Linked DNA regions of Homo sapiens: region 2 is linked to region 1. A link is an interaction called in ENCODE POLR2A ChIA-PET data of the cell type or tissue named here. Cell type or tissue: Caco-2. All regions are shown on one strand. Each heading gives the region's core, and the rest is flanking DNA. Links, peaks and the distances in the headings are about the cores only. Region 1 overlaps SMOC2 (SPARC related modular calcium binding 2). Region 2 overlaps SMOC2 (SPARC related modular calcium binding 2).

Region 1 (11,434 bases), core at 1,427-9,426:
AGGATTTTTGGAACCCTGGAGATGTTCCTTGAGTACCTGGTAGGCATTCCCGCACTCCTGGACCTGGGGCCTGGAGCTCGGTGGAGTGGCTTTCGGTGAATTCTCCAACACTCCTCTTTTCCACCCTCTGTAGATCAGCCTCAGGAGAGCAGAAGAACCCCAGGGTTTTACTGCGATGGCATCTCAAGCATCAGATATTCCCCCTGATCTAGCCATAGTTTATCTGTTTCTTTCAAATAAAGTTTTGATGGAGATTTCATCTTTTTTCTTTCTTTAGAATGTTGGCCTTTCTCCCCATAGCCCCTGACACCCAAACCCTTGATTATCTCAGCCACTTTAGGTGATTTTTTTGGTCTCCTGAACTAAAAGCCTCTCCTCTCACTGTCTGTCTGCTAAAGAAGACTTAAGGAAATAAAAAGGCAATACTAACAGAAAATGTCATGAATGTGTAGGAAATTAAATTTAATAGAGCAGGCCGGGCGCAGGGGCTCACGCCTGTAATCCCAACACTTTGGCAGGCCAAGGCAGGTGGATCACCTGAGGTCAGGAGTTCGAGACCAGCCTGGCCAACGTGGTGAAAACCCATCCCTACTAAAAATACAAAACTTAATCCAGCATGGTGGCAGGCACCTGTAATCCCAGCTACTCGGGAGGCTAAGGCAGGAGAATCACTTGAACCTGGGAGGCGGAGATTGCAGTGAGCCAAGACCACACCATTGCACTTCAGCCAGGACAACAAGAGCAAAACTCTGTCTCAAAAAAAAAAAAAAAAAATTTTAATAGAGTCAAACTGTATGTAAATTTCAACTTTACATCTTCTATTCTTGGAAAGATTGTTTTCGCAAACTAAGCTAAACTGCAAACTAAAAATGAAGGCAGTAAATGAATTGCTAACTAAACTAAATTGCAAACTAAACTAAATGCAAACTAAAATTGATGGCAGTAAATGGATTGTTATCTGAAAATCCTCCGAAAGGTTGAGAAATTGGCAATGGTGTCGGAGTTCACGGTGTTCTCATACCTGGGAATGTACAGCTCATCCCAACAGGCAGAATCCAGGGGCCAGCACCTCCAGGAGGGCCATCCCATGCGCACACACACACCCTCCATCTCACGGAGAAGGTGCGTGTCTGCCATTTGGTGCACTTTTAAAGATCCGCACCTTCTAGAAGAGTTTATTTATGTATGCCCTAAAATATTGAACCTAACATAATCCAAGGAAAAATATCTAGTCCCAACTTAAAATGTTTTTGATTTGCATCATCTGATATTCCTATGACATGAAGGATGTGTAAAAGAATCACATTTACAGGGCTAGAAAAGCTCAGGGTTCTGGTGTGTCGGGCGGGTATAGCTGCATGTGCTGACCTGCCAGTCCTGTGCACACAGAAGCCAGGATAAGGGGGCTTTTGTCCTTCAAGTGCATCTTTGCTGGGCACAAATTCACTGCATCATTTACAATTTTGAATCCAACCTGAAAAATCTTTGCTAAAAATGTTCTTCTAAATTATTTCTTTAAATTGTTATATCTGATGACCAGTGCTGCAGGCTGAGACACCAGGACCATGAGAACTACAAGCAGGGGTTATGGGTTTGAGGGAAGGACAGTGGCCAGGAAGGAGCAGCCCAGGGGTTTAAGCATCCTGACGGCATCTGTGTTCCTTCCAGGCTCTCAGAACCCGACCCCAGCCATACCCTAGAGGAGCGGGTGGTGCACTGGTACTTCAAACTACTGGATAAAAACTCCAGTGGAGACATCGGCAAAAAGGAAATCAAACCCTTCAAGAGGTTCCTTCGCAAAAAATCAAAGCCCAAAAAATGTGTGAAGAAGTTTGTTGAATACTGTGACGTGAATAATGACAAATCCATCTCCGTACAAGAACTGATGGGCTGCCTGGGCGTGGCGAAAGAGGACGGCAAAGCGGACACCAAGAAACGCCACAGTAAGAGCTTTCCCACCCCCGACCCTGGGCAGTGGTCAGGCCCTGAGGCCTGGGAGGTCTGCTTCTCACAAACACAATTACAGATTGTGTTTATGGCCTGGGAGTGCAAAAAATCAAATATGCTGTTTAATTGTTGGGCGTCTGTTTGCAGAAATAATAATGATAATTGGCGACTCATCACATGCCACTTGCCCAGGAGAGCCCAGGCTCAAAGGGCATGAACTGCGTGTTGGTTTGCAATGAGCCTTTTTACTGTTCAGACCACGGTTGGCTTCCCCCAGAATGGATTGTCTTCTGGTATTTGAGGTGCAAACCTGGGAACCACTGGAATAACCAACCCTGCACCTGAGCTCCAACCAAATGTTAGGAACTCACCAACCCTGCTCCTGAGCTCCAACCAAATGTTAGGAACTCACCAACCCTCTACCTGAGCTCCAACCAAATGTTAGGAACTCACCAACCCTCTACCTGAGCTCCAACCAAATGTTAGGAACTCACCACCCCTGTACCTGAGCTCCAACCAAATGTTAGGAACTCACCAACCCTGTACCTGAGCTCCAACCAGATGTTAGGAACTCACCACCCCTGTACCTGAGCTCCAACCAGATGTTAGGAACTCACCAACCCTGCACCTGAGCTCCAACCAGATGTTAGGAACTCACCAACCCTGCACCTGAGCTCCAACCAGATGTTAGGAACTCACCAACCCTGCACCTGAGCTCCAACCAGATGTTAGGAACTCACCAACCCTGCACCTGAGCTCCAACCAGATGTTAGGAACTCACCAACCCTGCACCTGAGCTCCAACCAGATGTTAGGAACTCACCAACCCTGCTCCTGAGCTCCAACCAAATGTTAGGAACTCACCAACCCTGTACCTGAGCTCCAACCAAATGTTAGGAACTCACCAACCCTGTACCTGAGCTCCAACCAGATGTTAGGAACTCACCAACCCTGCACCTGAGCTCCAACCAGATGTTAGGAACTCACCAACCCTGCACCTGAGCTCCAACCAGATGTTAGGAACTCACCAACCCTGCTCCTGAGCTCCAACCAAATGTTAGGAACTCACCAACCCTCTACCTGAGCTCCAACCAAATGTTAGGAACTCACCAACCCTCTACCTGAGCTCCAACCAAATGTTAGGAACTCACCAACCCTCTACCTGAGCTCCAACCAAATGTTAGGAACTCACCACCCCTGTACCTGAGCTCCAACCAAATGTTAGGAACTCACCACCCCTGTACCTGAGCTCCAACCAAATGTTAGGAACTCACCACCCCTGTACCTGAGCTCCAACCAGATGTTAGGAACTCACCAACCCTGCACCTGAGCTCCAACCAGATGTTAGGAACTCACCAACCCTGCACCTGAGCTCCAACCAGATGTTAGGAACTCACCAACCCTGCACCTGAGCTCCAACCAGATGTTAGGAACTCACCAACCCTGCACCTGAGCTCCAACCAGATGTTAGGAACTCACCAACCCTGCACCTGAGCTCCAACCAGATGTTAGGAACTCACCAACCCTGCACCTGAGCTCCAACCAGATGTTAGGAACTCACCAACCCTGCACCTGAGCTCCAACCAGATGTTAGGAACTCACCAACCCTGCACCTGAGCTCCAACCAGATGTTAGGAACTCACCAACCCTGCACCTGAGCTCCAACCAGATGTTAGGAACTCACCAACCCTGCACCTGAGCTCCAACCAGATGTTAGGAACTCACCAACCCTGCACCTGAGCTCCAACCAGATGTTAGGAACTCACCAACCCTGCACCTGAGCTCCAACCAGATGTTAGGAACTCACCAACCCTGCACCTGAGCTCCAACCAGATGTTAGGAACTCACCAACCCTGCACCTGAGCTCCAACCAGATGTTAGGAACTCACCAACCCTGCACCTGAGCTCCAACCAGATGTTAGGAACTCACCAACCCTGCACCTGAGCTCCAACCAGATGTTAGGAACTCACCAACCCTGCACCTGAGCTCCAACCAGATGTTAGGAACTCACCAACCCTGCACCTGAGCTCCAACTAAACGTTAGGCCAGTTCACAAGCCGTAAAATCATTGCTGTGGCCCAGACCAGTTATTCCAATGGTTATAGCAGTTTTAACAATTGAAAATACTTTTTTTTGTGGGCCTGGCCTACCCAACCGTGACAGGAAGTAAGAGAAACCTGTGATGGCCAGAGCCCAGATGTTCTTAGGAGGCAAGCCAGGAGAAGCCGGGTCTGACTTTTCAGCTCAGAGACAGCACTGTGAGATGCGTGCATGCCCTGATCCCACTGCACATGCGTGCTAGATACTCCTGCATGTGTGTGCTGGATCCTACTGCATGTGTGTACTAGATACCCGGCACATGTGTGCCAGATCCCCCTGCACATGTGTGCTGGATCCCCTCACACGTGTGTGCTAGATCCCCCTGCACGTGTGTACTAGATTTCCCTCACACATGTGTGCTAGATCCCTTGCACATGTATCCTGGATCCCCTCACACATGTGTGCTAGATTCCCCTGCATGTGTGTGCTAAATCCCACTGCACATGTGTGCCAGATTCCCCTTCATGTATGTGCTGGATCTCCCTGCCCACTTGTGCTAGATCTCACTGCACGTATGTGCTCGATCCCTTGCATGTGTGAGCTAGATCCCCCATATGTGTGTGCTAGATCCCACTGTACACATGTACTGGATCCCACTGCGCGTGTGTGCTGGATCCCCCGTATGTGTGTGCTAGATCCCACTGTACACGTGTACTGGATCCCACTGCACATGTGTGCTGGATCTCATTCCACATGTGCATTAGCTCTCACTGTCCTTGGGGATCTGTTTCCTGATTTGTGTAATACTTGCTGGGTAGGGCTAGTAGACACCGCTCAAATCTCTGTCGTTTATGACTCTTTTATTTGTTGTCAACTCGATAACAAATGTGGAAGAGAAAACAAGCTTGAGACTGTGTTGTGGAGGGCTGATTCACCGTGGTCTTTAAAATCCTCCTGGCAAGTCACGGTGGCTCACACCTGTAATCCCAGCACTTTGGGAGGCTGAAGCGGGTGGATCACCTGCGGTCAGAAGTTCAAAGTCAGCCTGGCCAGCATAGTGAAACCTCATCTCTACTAAAAATATAAAAATTAGCTAGGCATGATGGCTCATGCCTGTAGTCCCAGCTACTCCAGAGGCTGAGGCACAATTGCTTGAATCTGGGAGGCAGAAGTTGCAGTGAGCTGAGATCGTGCCACTGCACTCCAGCCTGGGTGACAAAGCAAGACTTTGTGTTAAAAAAAAAAAAAAAAAAAAAAAGAAAAGAAAAGAAAAAGAGAAAAGGAAAAAAAAAAAACCCTCCCATGTTTGAAGCTCAGCTGTGAGACAGGGGCCCTTTGATCTGACCTGGACTGAGGGCTCCTGGAGGAGGCAGTGATCATCGTCTGCCTCCTCTTCTCAGTGTCCTAGTGCTTGTCTTGATAGTCACTCAGTGCTGTTCAACCAAATTAGGGCAAGCCTAGATCTGTGTCATGGCGACGCACTTCCTGCTAATTTCTCTGTGAAAAGTCAGCTCTGAAAAATTAAGCTTTAGTTTGAAGCTTTTTGTATAGGGTCTTTGTGGTTAATGCACGTCCTGCCGTCCTGATGATGTCTTCACGGGAGAGCAGATGGCTGTACCTATGGCCGCCTCCCTTCGCTCTGTATGCAGGAGGCTGCCCCCTGTGCTGGCCCGGCCATCCGATGAGGTCAGAGAGAATCCTCAGTTATGTTCAATGTTCTGTCTCCATCAAGGACTCTTTGGCAAGTGTGGGAGGAGCTGGCCTCTAATAAGACAAAAAAGAAAAGAAATCACTCTGGGCTGATCAACTGCAATGCATGAAGGCAGCAAATGCCCACTCACCACTGTGGGAAGAGGGGCACTAAATGTGCTGCCAAGGTCTGGCAAGGCTCATGATCCAATATCCAATCCTACTTCATGGCTCAAGACCTCATTTCATTTTCACAGCCATCCTGAGGGGGACGAGGTCACAGACAGATGCTGCCATCCCTGACACTTGCAGACAAGGACACACAGGCACTGCAGTCATCAGCACTTTGATCTGAGTCTTCCTCAGCAGTGCTGCATGCAGCAAGGGCAGTGCTGTTGGAAATCGTCCACTCTGCTGGGCTACACTTGCTGTTAGGGCTCCTTCGCCCACACCAGCATACACCTGCAACCCTCCAGGCATTTGGATGGAAAACCAAGGATGCCTATTCTCAGTAGTTGCCCATGTGTGATTTCCCCCTTGCTTTTCCCTTTCTCTGTATTCAGCACCTGCCCACTGGGTTTCCTGAGCACTTCTCTCTTACTGCCACCCGATACTGCTTTTGGCTTCTTGGACTGGGACTGTGTCTTAGTCCATTTTGTGCTGCTATAACAGAACACCATGGATGGGATACCTTATGAACACAAACGTATTAGCTTATGGGTCTAGAGGCTGGGCAGTCCAAGATTGTGGAATCAGCATCTGGTGAGGGCCTTTGTGCTGTGTCATCCCCAAATAGAAGGGCGAAGAGAGGGTGAGAAAGAGAGAGAGAGCAAGGGGGGCCAAACACATTCTTTCCTAGGAGCCCACTCCCAATATAATGGCATTCACCTATTCGTGAGGGCAGAGTCCTCATGATGCAGACCTCTTAAACCTCCCAACGCCTCTGTATTAGGGATTGAGTTTCCAGCACATGAACTTTGGGCTCACCTTCAGACCATAACAGGCTGCTTTCTTCACTTCCTGTGCTTTTTCTCTTATTTTGGTCCCTGCTCAGGATCCCAGAAGACAAATGGTGTTTTGCTCTTTGAGACTTAAAACCTACAAGCAGGGTCCACATGGGAGGCCTGGGGGACTGATGGGGAGATGGAGAGCAGGTGGCTGCCAGATCTGCAGCTGGGGCCAGGGAACCATGGTGTCCCTCACCCCTGATGGTTCCACAGAGAGGGAAGATGAACACCCACCCAGTGATTCATGAAGGGAGCTGCTCACATTCTGCTGTTGCCCCATCTGCATGTGATGAGTGACACCTTGTGGCACCTGGGGGCTTCCTGTGTGGCTCCTCCTCTGTTACGGAAACCAGTCTCTGCATTTCTGTAGAAGGCTAATTTTTATGGTCATAATGAGAAAATTAAGGATGGGTAGAGCCAAGTGTAGATCTGTTTCTAACTTTTAATCTTCTTCCATTCCTGGGTGGTGCAGGCTGGTCTTCTCTTTGCAAGGACTCCATCCTGTTAGCCGTTGTCAGGTGGCTTGAGTAGCACCTGAAACGTAAGCCACGCATGGCTTCTGCCCTCCTCAGCCTGGTGCTACAGGGTCATGTGGTCCATGGCCCTTGCTGGGGCAGATTCCTGTCTACTAATTTCTTCAATTAAACCGAAGTGAATGTTGACTCTTTGTAAGGGGGTTGGATGAGTTCCAGCAATTGGCGGGTTTTCAGGTAGAGTAATTGGGCCCAGAGCTGTGATTATGGTGACAGAATTTTGAAAATTTCGGGATGAAACGATTTCAAGATGGATCCACAGCAGTTAAGAAGATGTTCTGTTCTCCTGGAGGCCCTGCTCCTAAGTCACCCTTCCAGAGGAACCCATAGCTCCCCTCATCCTGCATCACCTGCAGGACACAGCTCAGACTGTGTGTGTGTGTGGAGTATGTGTATGTGTGGTGTGTGTGGTGTGTGTGTGTGGAGTGTGTGTATGTGTGGTGTGTGTGGTGTGTGTGTATATGGTGTGTGTGTATGGTGTGTGTGTGTAAATATGGGGTGTGTGTGTTTATGGTGTGTGGGGGTGTGGTGTGTATGTGTGTGTGTGGCGTGTGGGGTGTGTGTGTGAGTGGTGTGTATGTATGTGTATAGCATGTGGTGTGTAAACACTAATACTGGCGCTCTGGGCTGGATCAAGCTCTGTTAGGGCAAATGTCTGGCATTCATCTATGTGTCCTACTATTTTAAAACATAATGTATTGATAAGAATTTTGAGGTGTCATTTGGCAAACAGATCAGGAGACAATTGAAAAGATAATTTGTTACTCACAGATCCCAAGGAGAAGAGGCCATGCTGTGCTGTCGGGGGCCACATGTGAAGCACCAGGGTCAGCCAAGAGACAGAGGGAGCAAGGGACTGGCCCTGAGCCCTCATCATGATTTCCCAGGCAGGCTTGCCTATAAATGAGGTGGCCAGGTTATAGGCTGGGTGAGGGTGGAGGTTGTAGGGTTGGTGAGAGTGGAGGTTGTTGGCTGGTTGAGGGTGGAAGTTATAGTATTGGTGAGGGTGGAGGTTGTAGGTTGGGTGAGGATGGAGGTTGTTGGCTGGGTGAGGATGGAGGTTGTAGGTTGAGTCAGGGTGGAGGTTGTAGGTTGGGTGAGGGTGGAGGTTGTAGGCTGAGTGAGGGTGGAGGTTGTAGGTTGGGTGAGGGTGGAGGTTGTAGGCTGGGTGAGGGTGGAGGTTGTAGGTAGGGTGAGGGTGGAGGTTGTAGGCTGAGTGAGGGTGGAGGTTGTAGGTTGGGTGAGGATGGAGGTTGTAGGTTGGGTGAGGTTGTAGATTATAGGCTGAGTGAGGGTGGAGGTTGTAGATTGGGTGAGGGTGAAGGTTGTTGACTGGGTAAGGGTAGAGGTTGTAGGTTGTGTGAGGATGGAGATTGTTGGCTGGATGAGGGTGGAGGTTGTAGGTTGGGTGAGGTTGGAGGTTGTAGGCTGGGTGAGGGTGGAGGTTGTAGGTTGGGTGAGGTTGTAGATTATAGGCTGAGTGAGGGTGGAGGTTGTTGTCTGGGTGAGGGTGGAGGTTGTAGGCTGGGTGAGGGTGGAGGTTGTAGGTTGGCCTGAATAGGAAAGGCTGCTCCTCACGGTCTCTGGGGATGGGCTAGCTCTGAGAGGGCAGCCTCTTCAGCCTCTTCAGATGTCAAAGCATTAGATAAAGAAAATGAAAGTCATGGTTAATACACCCACTCTCCAAGGAACTGGCCCATGGATTGGGTTCTGATAGAAGGATATGAGTCCCTCATGGGCAAGCTAAATCCCCTAGACAATCTCTTTGGAAGGTGGCAGCACCATACAGACAACTGTTGTGAGCCGCATATCCTGATTTCAAAAGGTTGTCAGTTCCTTCTAGGACTGGTCCGCATTGCTCTCTGCTAAGGCTGAGCAGGACCCTGGTGTTGAAGGATACATGGAGTTCTCAGTAGCGCTGGGAGAAAGCTCTGGGAGGAAATGTTTTTTCATTGCATATATTGATAGACTGAAATGAAGGTAACTTTTATGAGTCATGACCTTCCATGGGTCACGCTTCATGCAAGTGACTACAGAATCGCGATGGCTTAGGACCCAAGCGTTTCCTTCTGGTTCACATAGCATAGAGGCTGTGGGTTGCCACCATGCCGCCCTGGGCGGGAAGGCAGGTTCAGCGCAGGTCAGCACAGGTCTTGGGAAGATGTGGCAGAGAAGCATGAGAGGCTGAGCCACTCGCACAGCCACAAGGGAGGTGGATGCTCAGAGATGGAGCCTCTCAGCCTCCCACCTTCCAAAGGCCCGAGCCGCAGTGTGGGGCAGGGAAGGGGCATGGATGGGCTGGAGTTCTTAGCCCCTGGCGAGGAAGAATGGATGGATTTTGGAGCACAGCGCGATCTCTTCTGATGCCATTGTCTTAGGTGAAAAGTTTAAGTTGCTGCAGAAGTTAGAGTTCTCTTCTTCAGATCCCTCTGAATAATCTGATATGTCTCATTTTTACTGTCTTCTTAGTAATCAAGAAGAAAGAATATGATCGCTCCTAGCAAAATAAACTGCAGTTTGGCAAAAGAGGCAATTTGGTCATGGTCAAAAATGAACATTGTGGTCTTGGATACATATTTAGCTGATTTTGCAGCCCTTTCATTTTCCTTACAGAATTTTTTTTTTTGACTTAAAAAAATTCATTATCAGTTATATGTTTTGTACCCTGTATAGTTTACAATAGTGAAAAGTCAGAAAAACCTAAAGATCCAGGAAGAAATTAGTGAGAACATTCTAAATATCCACACTGTTGCTAAGTTTTTTTTGTTCCCTATATTTTTGCTCACTACTGAACAATGCGCTTTTTATTCTAAAAAATATGAGAAATCAGCCGGGCGTGGTAGCTCATGCCTGTAATCCCAGCACTTTGGGAGGCCGAGGCCACAAGGTCAAAAGATCAAGACCATCCTGGCCAACATGGTGAAACCCCGTCTCTACTGAAAATACAATAATTAGCTGGGTGTGGTGGTGTGAGCCTGTAATCCCAGCTACTCGGGAGGCTGAGGCAGGAAAATTGCTTGAACCAGGGAGTTGGAGGTTGCAGTGAGCTGAGATCGCGCCACTGCACTCCATCCTGGGTGGCAGAGTGAGACCCCATCCAACCTCCCCCCAAAAAAAAGAATATTAGTTTTTTTTTATAACTTTAATTTACAGCTACTTCTTTTTATAACTTTAATCTACAGCTACTTCTAACTCCCAGGGAGAATTCTATTAATCAGCAAGCAATACAAAAAAAACTGGCAATTGTTGAATAGCCAAATTGGCTCAGAATAGATTCAAAGTATCACTCCAATAGTATTTGAATTTGAACCGTTGGCTGAAAAGCCTATATTTTTTCCTGTAAAGTAGTCATTCCAGGCAAGACAAGTAGAGGAACAGCAGCACTCATTTTGGCACTTAGACCATTGAAACCAACTATTTAAAAAAATCATAGATTTAGCCACTGCTCGATGTTTTTGCAATTTACCTAATTGCAAATTGTTTTTCACCTTTTCATACTCTGTTTCTATTTGCGTTATGGCAAGGGAAGACAGTTTGAAAATAGAGCAATTTTGCTCTTTACTCCATGTTTTTTATTGAGTGGATAGAAATCAACAGTTAATCAAGGAATATGGGATGAAGGATACTTCCCTCATCTATTGATTCATTTGAAAACTATTGACCAAGTACTTTCTGCTCTAGATATTGACAGAATAACAGTAAACACACAGGAATGTGTGTCTCTTTAAGGCTTATACTTTGGTGTGGAAGCGAGTCATCAGATAAATAAGAAACCCCACAGCACGATAGGGGTTGCTTGTGGAGGAGGCAGAAGGGAAGGTCAGGAGGGCTGGAACGTTAGATGGGGGCAGGGAGGAGGCCCTGCAAGGTGCGAGTGAGTGGAGACTGGAGGAGCAGAGGAGAACCAAGGGCCGTCGGGTGGAGAGCAGCCTGCAGAGGACAGCAGGAACGCCATGCCCAGCAAGCCCCAGGGGTGGGGAGAAGTCGGGCACTGGAGAGGAACAGGCATCCGGAGTGATGTGATGCCACATGGGTGGATGGGGCAGAGCCCACCCCGCCTCCAGCATAGCCCAGAAGCCTCTGGCTGCTTCTCTGAGTGAGGCCATTGGAAGGCTTGGGTGGAATGTTTTAGAGGACTGCTGGTTTCCATGTTTGTGTAGACAACAGATGGGAAGGGCTGAAGGAGGAGAGTGGTGAGGTGTCTGCTCGGGTCCACGT
Region 2 (11,434 bases), core at 1,654-9,653, 160 kb before region 1:
ATATTGGTCTGAATCTTGGCAAGTGTATTAGATGGTTATTCCAGATGTTACTAAGAGCAGTTTTCCTTCTACACGCTCTGAGTGCAAGCATTCTTCATGACATGGCAAAGCTAAGAGCAGCTTTCCTTCTACACACTGTGAGTGCAAGCGTTCTTTAGGACATGGCAAAGTTTTGGTCTGGGCTCAGGTAGTTCAGTGGTAGGGCAGGCATGTGATAAGCTGGTCTCCTTAGGTTTCAGCAGACACGCACCTAATGCGCACCCAACCAGTAAATACATGAAAAGAGTGAATACTTTGCCTCTCTTCTTCCTTCTCCTCTTTTTCTGAATTTAACACCTAGATAGACTTCTTCTTGGCTTTAGCCGAAACACTTTACTAGGGCTAAAGTGCCCATCAGAATCTTTTTGGATAAATGAACACACACAGCAAACATTTTCTTCTATGCATTTTCACAGCCAACAAGATAGGGGATCACTTCCTAAGCACGTTGAAAATGAGTGGGCAGTGCCCTTTGACTTACGCTGCTTAGAGTGCCACTGATTTCCTGGTAAGCCTAAGACTTGGAGGAGACGTGAATGGAGAAATGCACCTCTCCTCATACTGGGGTTTTGCGATTCTTTCCCAAAGGGCTGGGAGTGAGAGTGAACCCTCGGCTGGAGCAGCCCCATCCCAGCAGCTGAAGGGCAAGGGAGGTGGCTGGGAAGGGCGGGCACCACTTCGCTCCCAGCTGCTGGGATGGAATCACAGCCTTGTCTAAGTGCACTGGGCCTGGGAGGGCTGGGATGGACCATCCTGGCTGAGGCCTCCCTCTGCCTGCAGTTCCTGGGGAATAGGGAACCTCCCTTGGGCCGGGGTGTGCTCACCTCGCTCGGCCTTGCCCCTTCCCTCATGCCTGCATCCTCCAGGCCCCGCCTCTGGCACCTTCCTGAAACCCGCAGGGAACCTGCTCACACCATGACCCTTCTCAGAGGGTCTAAGGTAAGAGCAAAACAGGGTGGGCTCAGGACACAGACACCTCCTGGCTCAGAGTGGTTCCAGGAAAGCCATGCTCCTGCGCCCTATGTGGGCTCCTGCAGACCAGGCTTTGTCTTGCTCTGAGTGAGTCACAAAGGAGGGACCTCCGGCCAAGGGAAAGGCTCCTTGTGGCCCAGGTGTAGGTCCCTCTGCGGGTCCACCCCCCTCTAACTGAGGCCCTGTGGAAAGCCCACCGTGGCAGGTGGATCTTCTTCACTTCCTCTCTCAGCCACTGGCTGACGCCAGCCAGGGTGACCTTGTCCGCGGCTCCCGGTGCCCACCGCTGGGGTCGCTTCCAGAGCTCCAACATTTTCCTTGGGAACCTGAGTTTTTAATTCTATCTCTTTGTCACATTTAATTTTTCTATAAAGTACAGATCGTAGATGTGGGATGCTGTGAGCACCTCCCGAACGATAAATGAGTGTGTGTTTGCTGTGGTGGCAGCCCTGAAGTTCGCAATGCCCGGGAAGCGTTTGGTGAAACTTTAAAGAAAGCCCAGGTGACTCCTCCTGGGGAGCAGCGCTTCGCAAACACCTCAGGCCTGCGTCTGCCACTCCCACACTGCCTGCCCCCTTTGGCCACAGGACACAGGCGTGACCCGGGTCACAGGGCTCTGCTAGCTCATGGCTTCACTCACCTGCGCGGTTCCCTGGCAGCCTCACCCACCTGCAGGGTTCACCTGGGGGCTCCACCCACCTGTGCAGTTCCCCATGGTGGCTTCACCCACCTGCACGGTTCACCCACCCACACGGCCCGCCCTGCCCTCCTTGGCCTCCTCACCGATGAGCGGTCAGGGCCGGGCCGAGCTGGGAGCTCAGGCCTCAAAGCCTATGGGTGCCCTGCATGCATTTCCTCTCGCCTCCTCGCTCTTTTCTTTTAATGTCTAAAATACCTTTGAAGTCCCTCAAAATCCTCTGTACTCCCTCCACAAAAGTCTCCAAGCTTCTCATCCTCCTGTAATTAAGGTGTTTCTATTCTCTCTGTAATTAAAAGTGTGAATTTCAAGACACTGTTCTTAAGTTACTCTGCTTGGCATTTAGGATTTGTTCGATTGGTCACAGAGCCTGGAAGCTTTTCGGTACTCATCTTGTTGCAACTGTTTGTTTCTTGGGCATTTTGTGGAAAACACTGGGGTTTGGGAAGGCAGGGTGGGGAGTGCTTGCCCTGCAATCCCTGTTTCTAGATAACACTGTCTGGAAGAGCTGTCTGCAGTGATGGAAATGATTTATGAGCTGCCTTGTCCCAGACAGCAGCCACTAGCACAGGAGGCCATGAGGACTCAACACATAGCAAATGAGCGACTGTCTTCAGATTTTACTTCATTTTAGTTAATTTAAACGTGAATAGATTCATGTGGCTAATGGTTTGTGTGTTGGACTGTCCAAGCCTGGGGGAAGCCTACCCATGCTCGGGGGTGATGGTGGAGTTGCAGACGGGACCAATCGCCTGTCGCCCCAGCCCTCGAGTTCTGTCCCGAGAGGTCCTTTCTTCTGAGAGGTTTCTTCCTTGGCCGGCACCTGGACGGGGCTGCGGCCTGAGAGGTGTCAGGTGAAGGACTGCAGGAGGCAGCGGTGAGGGCCCCCACCCTGGGGCCTCCCGAGCCCTTCCCTGCCCATCTCCAAGATTGCACTGTGCACCTCAGCGTGGGGACCCTTCTGAGTGGGGTGTGATGGCTTTTCAGTTGTTCCATTTCAGAGGACTGTGGGGAGAATTCTCTTGGAAGGATTCCATGTCTGGGCTATCGCATAGTGTAAACAAAGGCTGTCGAAAATTCAAAGAATCTGTTTTAATGCGTGACCCAAGGTGAGAGGGGAACAGGAGCCTGACCGGAGCCCCCACCGCCTCTCCTCCAGGCGAGGGGAAGATGCGGCCCCCGGCAAGCATGGGGAAGGCTGAGCAGAGGGCTAGAGGGGGCTCTGTGGCCCAGGCCCGCCCCTTCCTCTCAAAGCCTGTGAGTGTAAAGCTATGCGAGAGCCCTGGGGCTGCCGTCCTGGGGAAAGAAGGCCCAGCCCTGGCCCTGTGGTTAAGGGCCCTGGTTGGAACGGAGGGCAGGGCCCGGGCCCCAAGCCCATGACTGGGTTCTCCTTCCCTCGCAGAGGAGCCCGGTGGTCACTGGGAGCCTCAGCTGTGCGTGGTCAAATGAGGTGCCTGGGCTGGCATCTTCGTGTGTTCCTGGGTGACCCTGTGAGCAGCTCCGTTTAGCCTCCAGCCCTGACAACATCCCTTCCCAAAGGGACGGCCTCTGCACCTGCCCCCAGGCGTGGGCAAAGGGGATCCAGCTCTTTTTATTACAGAGAAAAGAATTCGCCCTTCCTTTCATAGGTATCTGTGGCCTCCGCGGCATGTGGTGGTGAATGCGGATGGAGGTGGGGGTCTTCTTGAGTGCCCTCTCTCCTCCAGGGACCCTCCTGCCTACCCGGGCAGTGGGCACGCAGATCCCTCAGTGACGGGGGAAGCAGGTTCCTAGGAGTCCTGAGTGGGAGCAAGAGGCCTGCCCCCGGAACGTACCGTTCTCTGGACATTCATGGGACCAATCCCCGTTAGGAGCCCGTGGTCTTGTCAGGAAAACCTGGCTCAGATGAAGTGAGAGACAAACTCGGTTTTCGGGTTATTCAATCATCGCCCTGCATTGGCAGCTAAGCATTCTTAGTTTTGAGGTCTCCTTACAACCACGTTTTGCCCCCCACAAAGCAAAATAAATGGACACAGTCAGAACTGTGATGATGGGGGGTGCTGAAGGGCTATAGGTGACATTTAGAATAAAATGAAGTCTCACTGCCTTTAGATGGAGACACAGGGCTGGAGGCTGCCTGGACTTTATGCAGAGATCAGAGGCCCCTGACCTTTACCGCTGGGCCATTTTGTCGTACTTTTAACTCACGGGACTGCACAGCCGCTGCCCATACAGGGGAGCCGTTTCTCTTCACCAGCATGAGTGGGAGACAGGTGATCTGTGGAGCTGCCTCTCGGACATATTGTTTCCAGCAAGGATCTGCCTTTCTGTTTCCTATTTTAAATCCTTCAGTTATGCCTCTCAGTGGAAATGATTTCACCGAATAACACAGTCTCCACTGAGGTTTGGCTAAGAAACAAATTATCTGGTATCTTGGCGTTTGGATGCATTTCCCTGGCTTTCCAGGTTACTCTCATATTCTGTAACATGTATTTTAGTGTAATTTGCTCTAAATGCTTTGAAATGAGCAAGAGCCTCAGAAAAGAAACTCTGGCTGAATGCCTTTGAAAATGTCACTTCATCAGCAAACGCATTCGCTATTCCAGGGAACCCTAAGGACAGAGAGGGAAAGAGTGGCTGTCCGGCGGGTAGTTTAGCTGTGCCAGAAAATGTCGAGGCTATCAGCGAATTTGTGAATTATATACTGTAATAAAAACAGAGCTACTTCTTCAGTAAAAGAGGTCAGGTCATTGGGGTTGTCTGTGTCCCTGGAATGGTAGGGGAGCCGCTCTTTTCTGATCGCCCTTCCTGCTGCAGGCTGAGTGGTGAGAGAGCCGCAACATGTGACTGTGTTGCATGAGGACGGCCAGGGCCCATAGCCTGTCTACTACACATGGAAACCCTGGGTCCTCCCAGCCCTACGAGTCAGAGTCTCTGGGGGGATGGCCAGGGCCCATAGCCTGTCTACTGCACATGGAAACCCTGGGTCCTCCCAGCCCTACGAGTCAGAGTCTCTGGGGGGATGGCCAGGGCCCATAGCCTGTCTACTACACATGGAAACCCTGGGTCCTCCCAGCCCTACGAGCCACAGTCTCTGGGGGGACAGCCAGGGCCCATAGCCTGTTTACTACACATGGAAACCCTGGGTCCTCCCAGCCCTACGAGCCACAGTCTCTGGGGGGACAGCCAGGGCCCATAGCCTGTCTACTGCACATGGAAACCCTGGGTCCTCCCAGCCCTACGAGCCACAGTCTCTGGGGGGACAGCCAGGGCCCATAGCCTGTCTACTACACATGGAAACCCTGGGTCCTCCCAGCCCTACGAGCCACAGTCTCTGGGGGGACAGCCAGGGCCCATAGCCTGTCTACTACACATGGAAACCCTGGGTCCTCCCAGACCTACAAGCCAGTCTCTGGGGGTGGAGATGAGAGTCCATTGCCCGGGAGACGGTGCTGCATGCTGCCGCTGAGAGCCACTGCGATTCCAGGTGCCGTTGGGCATGTGGGAACCGCAGTCCAACGTGTGCTTCATACTTACTTTCATGGTTGATTTGTACTTTTATTTTCAGATACTTCTCATTTAACCTCTGTAATCTTGTCACTGGGTAATCACTCCCCAGGTAGCATGTTTGCTTTTGCTATCAGTAAAGGTCGGAGTTTATCTGATCTTTTGTGCGTTGCAGCCCAGAGACCGATGAGCTATACATGAGCTATGAAGTGTGCGGCAGATGGGGCAGTGATGAGAGTCAAACCTTCAGGTTAGAAGTCAGATCAGTTTTTCCCTATATGCCTACAGCAGAGAATTCCAACTGTGTGTTACCTCCCAAAGTTTTAATTGTCTTCTACGTGTGAAGGAAATAAGTTTATGTATTTCCAGTGCGTATACTTTTATGTCAATTGGAAACTACTACTTTATATCCAGTCATCCTGTAATTTTCCACTGGGAGCCCGTGAGGAGCTACACATTTCATTTTTTTAACCAGAACCAATAGGGGACTGTGGAGCAGATTGGCCCTGGGGTCCCACGCTGACCAGCAGTGCAATCAGGAAGGAGTGAGTTAATTAATCACTCTGTTTCCATGTTCTTCTCCGCACAATTGGACTAATGATAGCATTTAATGCAGAAGATTGTTAGGTTAAAGGTACTAATGCAGTAAAGTGTTTAGAACAATGCCTGGCCCGGGTGCTCAGTGTTCAAGCTGTGAGCAGGGAAAGAGGCTAACAGAGATGAAGTCCATGCCGGGTGCAGTGGCTCATGCCTGTAATCCCAGCACTTTGGGATGCCAAGGCAAGTGGATCACCTGAGCTCAGGAGTTCGAGGCCAGCCTGGGCAACATCCCAAAATACAAAAATTAGCTGGGCATGGTGGCCCCTGTGGTCCCACAGCAACTCGGGAGGCTGAGACAGGAGAATCACTTGAACCCAGGAGGCAGAGGTTGCAGCGAGCCCAGATCGCCCCACTGCACTCCAGCCCGGATGACAGAGTGAAACTCTGTCTCAAAAAAAAAAAAAAAAAAAGAAGAAGAAAAAAGAAAAAAGAGATGACATCCGAAGAGGGTTGAGCAAGAGAAGGGGAGACTGAAGTAGGAGGAGAGGGAACTCTGAATGCTGGAGGTGTTTTGTACTTGGTGTTGGCGGGTCTCCTGTTGACTCGGGTGGAAGGACAGCATTCACGCGTGGAACCTGACGGGGTCCCTCACGGAGGTGTTCTAGGGTCTCCGCGTGGTCATGCCCCGTGTTCTTGCACTCATTTTCTCCAACACCTTCTCTCGGCCCTGCTACTTGCCCCGGTGATTCTGTAGGGACCCCGGGTGGCTACGCGAATGTGGCTCTGAAGACAACACTCTTCACTGAGCTGCAGCTCTGGCCAGACACTGCTGGACTCCAAGGCCATGTGGGTGCACAAGCTTCTCTACCCCCCGAGGAGGTACCGTCCATGGGCTCAGGAGCACTGGGCTTAGAGTCCATGCCCATGCATTCCGTGTCTACAAGGGTACTGCTTCACAGTGGCCGCCGAGGACGCACACGAGTGCTTCACACTCATCCAGGGGCATCTCGATTCTCACTGGGACCCTGGATAAGAAGCACTTTTGTAGCTAAAGCAATAAGGATGGTGCCTGAGGCTGCATGAACCCCCGGAACACTTTTAAGTGACCAAAAGCATGACAAGACTCTCCGACAGAGTGGGCATTGCTTATGAGAGGGGGAAGTTCAGCTGTGTTACAGTATTTCATAGGGGACTTGTACAATCTACCTTGTGCCTCTAAACACTTCTGACCCCTAAGAATCGTGGCCGGATGCTAAGGATAATCTTTCGTTGTCATTGCCAGAGATAATTATTGCATTAATGTAACACCATCCTCATCATATCTTATTAGGAAGAATTTTAGAATAACAGAGCTTCTACTGAATCTCAAATAAAACTGGATTGGAACAATGAATAACCTGAGAGATTTCTTAAATTATCTCAAAAATTACTAACAGGGAGGAAAAACATCCATTTTCATCATTGAAATTAACATGGATGTGGAGACAGGGAAGGAAAATAAACACAAAATAAATGTTTTGGAAAAGGAGAAGAGAGTTGCAGAGCAAAAAGTACAATAAAGCACCATCCGTCCCTTGCTGCGGTGCCAGGAACCTGCATTGTCCATCCCTCGCTATGGGGCCAGGAACCTGCATCGTCCCTCCCTCGCCACGGGGCCAGGAACCTGCATCATCTGTCCCTCGCTATGGGGCCAGGAACCTGAAGCCCATTCTGCAGAATGTGAGGTGGGGGGAAGATGGAACCAAGAGCTCTAGGAAATCCTGGCTCAGGGGACCAAAAGCCAGTAAAGCATTGGTAAATGCACTTATAAAAAGTTCCAGGTCCACTAAAAAACAATAAAGGCAGTGTGGCAAACAGAGAAACAACCACGGCCTCAGGGCTCCTGCTTTCCTCTGGGATCTCCGTACCCAACAGCGTCACCCAGGGGTGGCTGGGGTTCAGCCTTGCTTGGTTGTGTGTGCATCCTGAGAGGTCCGTCTTGATTCCCCACAGAAGGTGGGAGCGTCTCCAGGCGTTTGGTCCTGAGAGGGGCTGCCTCGCCCTGGCCACATCCTCCTGCACATCCCTTGGGTCTTCCCGCTGGCTGCAGATACCTCACTCTGGCAGCTCTGTGCAGGGCTGAGCCCCTGCCCTCTTTCCTGCATCTGCCTCCATCTTTCCCAGGCTTCCTGAAGAAACCTGCTCTCTCTTCTTGAACTTCTAATTTAGCTCCCTTTTTACTGCACACTTCTCATTTTCTCTTTGAAAATGATCACCAGCAAGAGGATCCCTTAGTGCTCACACAGTAGAGTTGAAATGGCAAACATACCCTATATTCATTTAAATGGTAGATAAGCAGGACCTCTGCTCCAAGGGCTTCTTGCAAATAACATCTTCATATCTTTTCCAAACACTTTCTCGTGCACTATCACATTTTGTTTTCACGATCATCTTTATGAAACAGGAATCCTTGTTATCACCTCCATTGGACAAGTGAAGAAATCAGCTCTCACATGGCTCCATACACGTCCCTGGTCACTTTGCTCTTCTGCCATCGCCAAGGTCAGCATGTTCCCTTTGACCACAGAGCCTTGCCAGCCCGATGGCCCTCCATGCCCTGCATCTGCCCACAGCCACCTTCTGCGTATTTATTGGGTTTGTGGCTGTAATCTAGTCATGCAGATTAAAACAAATTCATCTCATTCAATTGTTTGCTCTTGGTTTTAAGGTCCTATGGATACCCAGTAAATAGAACAAAAAGGCAAAAGGGGGTCAGGAATGCCGATGGGACCTACATTATCACCACTTTCCTAACTCACTGAGTTATTTCACTCAGACTCTTAAACTTACTAAGACAAGCTGCCTTTGAAAAGCTGACGACCAGTGTCTCTGATTCATGCCTCACTTACTTTTTTATTTTATTTTAATTTAATTTAATTTAATTTAATTTAATTTAATTTATGTTATTTTGAGACAGAGTCTTGCTCTGTCGCCCAGGCTGGAGTGCAGTGGCACAATCTTGGCTCACTGCAACCTCCACCTCCTGGGTTTAAGCGATTATCCTGCCTCAGCCTCCTGAGTAGCTGGGATTATAGGTGTGTGTCACCACGCCTGGCTAATTTTTTGTATTTTTAGTAGAGGTAGGGTTTCACTGTGTTAGCCAGGATGGTCTTGATCTCCTGACCTTGTGATCTGCCTGCCTTGGCCTCCCAAAGTGCTGGAATTACAGGTGTGAGCCGCCGTGCCTGGCCTTTTTTTTTTTTTTTTTTTTTTTTTTTTTTGAGACAAAATTTCACTCTTGTTGCCAAGGCTGGAGTGCAGTGGCGCAATCTCTGCTCACTGCAACCTCCGCCTCCTGGGCTCAAGTGATTCTCCTGCCTCAGCCTTCCATGTGGATGGATTACAGGCACCCACCACCATGCCCAGCTAATTTTGGTATTTTTAGTAGAGACGGGGTTTCAGCATGTTGGCCAGGCTGGTCTCGAACTCCTGACCTCAGGTGATTTGCCTGCCTCGGCCTCCCAAAGTGCTGGGATTACAGGTGTGAGCCACCATGCCTGGCCACCTTGCTTGTTTTCTAAATGAGCAGAGAGCACTTACGTCACGTCTCCACAGTGAGCTCCTCCTGGTGAGTCTCTGTGCTCCTGTGAGGCACCTCCGTCAGCAGGGCTGTGCTGAGGCTGGGAAGCAAATGCCCTCCCCGCATGGTGGTTTTCTTCATGGTACTCGTCCACATATGAAAGAGCTCGTTATTTTATCCTCACAGCTACCTCAAAGGTGACAAGGTATTATTACTCTCATTTTACAGATTAGCAAATTGAGTGTCAGAGATTGCACGGGTGGAAAAATGCAGAACCAGCATTAACTCTCCCCTGTTGGTGCAGAGCCCAGCGGCACCACCCATTTGTGCTAGGAACATGATGCCGGCTCAGTGTCCCGCAGAGGCTGTGGTGGCCAGAGCCCAATGTTAATGCCCCCAAACTGAGCATCTGTGACTCAGTCTAGTGCATCAGGGAGGATCAAAAAAACGCACCACAAAATTGGTGAGATCCTGTGCAGAGTTGGCTCGTTGGCCTCATCTGTGTCATGTTGAGGACAGCACACTCCCCAGAATCCTCTGCCGGAGGGAGGAGCCCAGCACCTCCTTGTTTTCTGTTTGAACCCCGGTCTCCTCAGGTCCTCAAGTGATGCCAGCACATTGATTTGAGAGGCACTGGCCACCACGATGACACACGAGGCCTGCTTTCAGTGGCATCCTTTCCGATTTCTTCCTACTGCTGGCCTTGACACATCCACGTCTGTGGATTTGCCCTGGGATGCCAGCTCACATGGCTTCTCATCCAGCTCCTCTGGGTTCCTTAGATGGGCGGTCCCCAACCTTTTCGGCATGAGGAACGTTTGACATTTTTTCCATGAACTGGTGGGTGGGGGATGGTTTCCAGATGATTCAAGCATGTTACATTTATTGCGCACTTTATTTCTATCATTACATTGTAATATATAATGAGATAATGTGCAACTCGCCATAGTGTAAAATCAGTGGGAGCCCTGAGCTTGTTTTCTGGCAACTAGATGGTCCCATCTTGGGGAGAAGGGAGACAGTGAGAGATCATCAGGCATTAGATTCTCATAAGGAACCCGCAACCTAGACCCCTCAGATGCGCAGTTCACAATAGGGTTCACACTGCTGTGAGAATCTAATGGTGCTGCTGATCTGACAGGAGGTGGAGCTCAGGGTAATATGAGCAATGAGGAGCAGCTGTAAATACAGATGAATACAGGGTTGGGGACCTCTGCCTTAGGTCATCTTTTAGGAAGCAGCAGATATCCCCCCAGATCAGCTTTGACTGATCTTCCCTCTGAGCCACTCAGGCACCTGTGTTCTTCCTTATACAGCGTGGTCATTTGTGGATGTACATTTCTGCCCTCTGGATTTTCAGCTTCACTAGGGCAGGCTCTTCTTCAAAATCCCATCCTCCTGGAGGCTGGTAGAATGCCTTTTACAGAGAGGGGTCACTTAATAACTATTTAATACATTCAGTTTAAGCTGGGTCTGACTTTTGAGCTAACTGGAAACATGAGGCTTTACTCTTAAAGACTGGGAGCAAGAAGTCGAAGACAATAAAATACTGAAGTTAAGGGTTTCTAAAATACATATAAAGTGGTGCAGCTAACTTCCATCAGATGCGAGATGAATGAGTGAATGAAATGTCCGTCTCTCAGATACCGGATGAATGACTGAATGAAATGTCCATCTCTCAGATGCCAGGTGAATCAGTGAATGAAATGTCTGCCTCTCAGATGCCAGATGAATGACTGAATGAAATGTCCATCTCTCAGATGCCAGATGAATGAGTGAATGAAATGTCTGTCTCTCAGATGCTGGATGAATGACTGAATGAAATGTCCATCTCTCAGATGCCAGATGAATGAGTGAATGAAATGTCCGTCTCTCAGATGCTGGATGAATGACTGAATGAAATGTCCGTCTCTCAGATGCTGGATGAATGACTGAATGAAATGTCCATCTCTCAGATGCCAGATGAATGACTGAATGAAATGTCTGTATCTCAGATGCCGGATGAATGACTGAATGAAATGTCCATCTCTCAGATGCTGGATGAATGACTGAATGAAATGTCCATCTCTCAGATGCCGGATGAATGAGTGAATGGAATGTCCGTCTCTCAGATGCCGGATGAATGACTGAATGAAATGTCC

The links. Peaks named below come from ENCODE experiments on the same cell type or tissue, not always from the same donor. Only the 100,000 strongest peaks of a DNase experiment are listed, where the experiment ranks them.
Region 2: POLR2A ChIA-PET joins it to region 1 with 6 read pairs; 2 of 35 experiments call an interaction of 5 or more read pairs at or near these places.

Annotation. Positions count from the first base shown.
Region 1 is chr6:168,651,286-168,662,719 of GRCh38, forward strand. It overlaps SMOC2 (SPARC related modular calcium binding 2), which reads left to right. Exons shown (of 13, transcript NM_001166412.2): 11 at 1,669-1,943. Among named protein-coding and RNA genes, the nearest start is that of SMOC2, 220 kb to the left of the region's middle. RefSeq lists an enhancer at 7,857-8,357. In Caco-2, for the core only: no CTCF peak of the experiment used is centred there; no DNase peak of the experiment used is centred there.
Region 2 is chr6:168,494,102-168,505,535 of GRCh38, forward strand. All of the region lies in intron 1 of SMOC2 (SPARC related modular calcium binding 2), which reads left to right. Among named protein-coding and RNA genes, the nearest start is that of SMOC2, 59 kb to the left of the region's middle. RefSeq lists an enhancer at 2,836-3,554. In Caco-2, for the core only: no CTCF peak of the experiment used is centred there; DNase peaks (open chromatin) are centred at 3,261 and 5,380.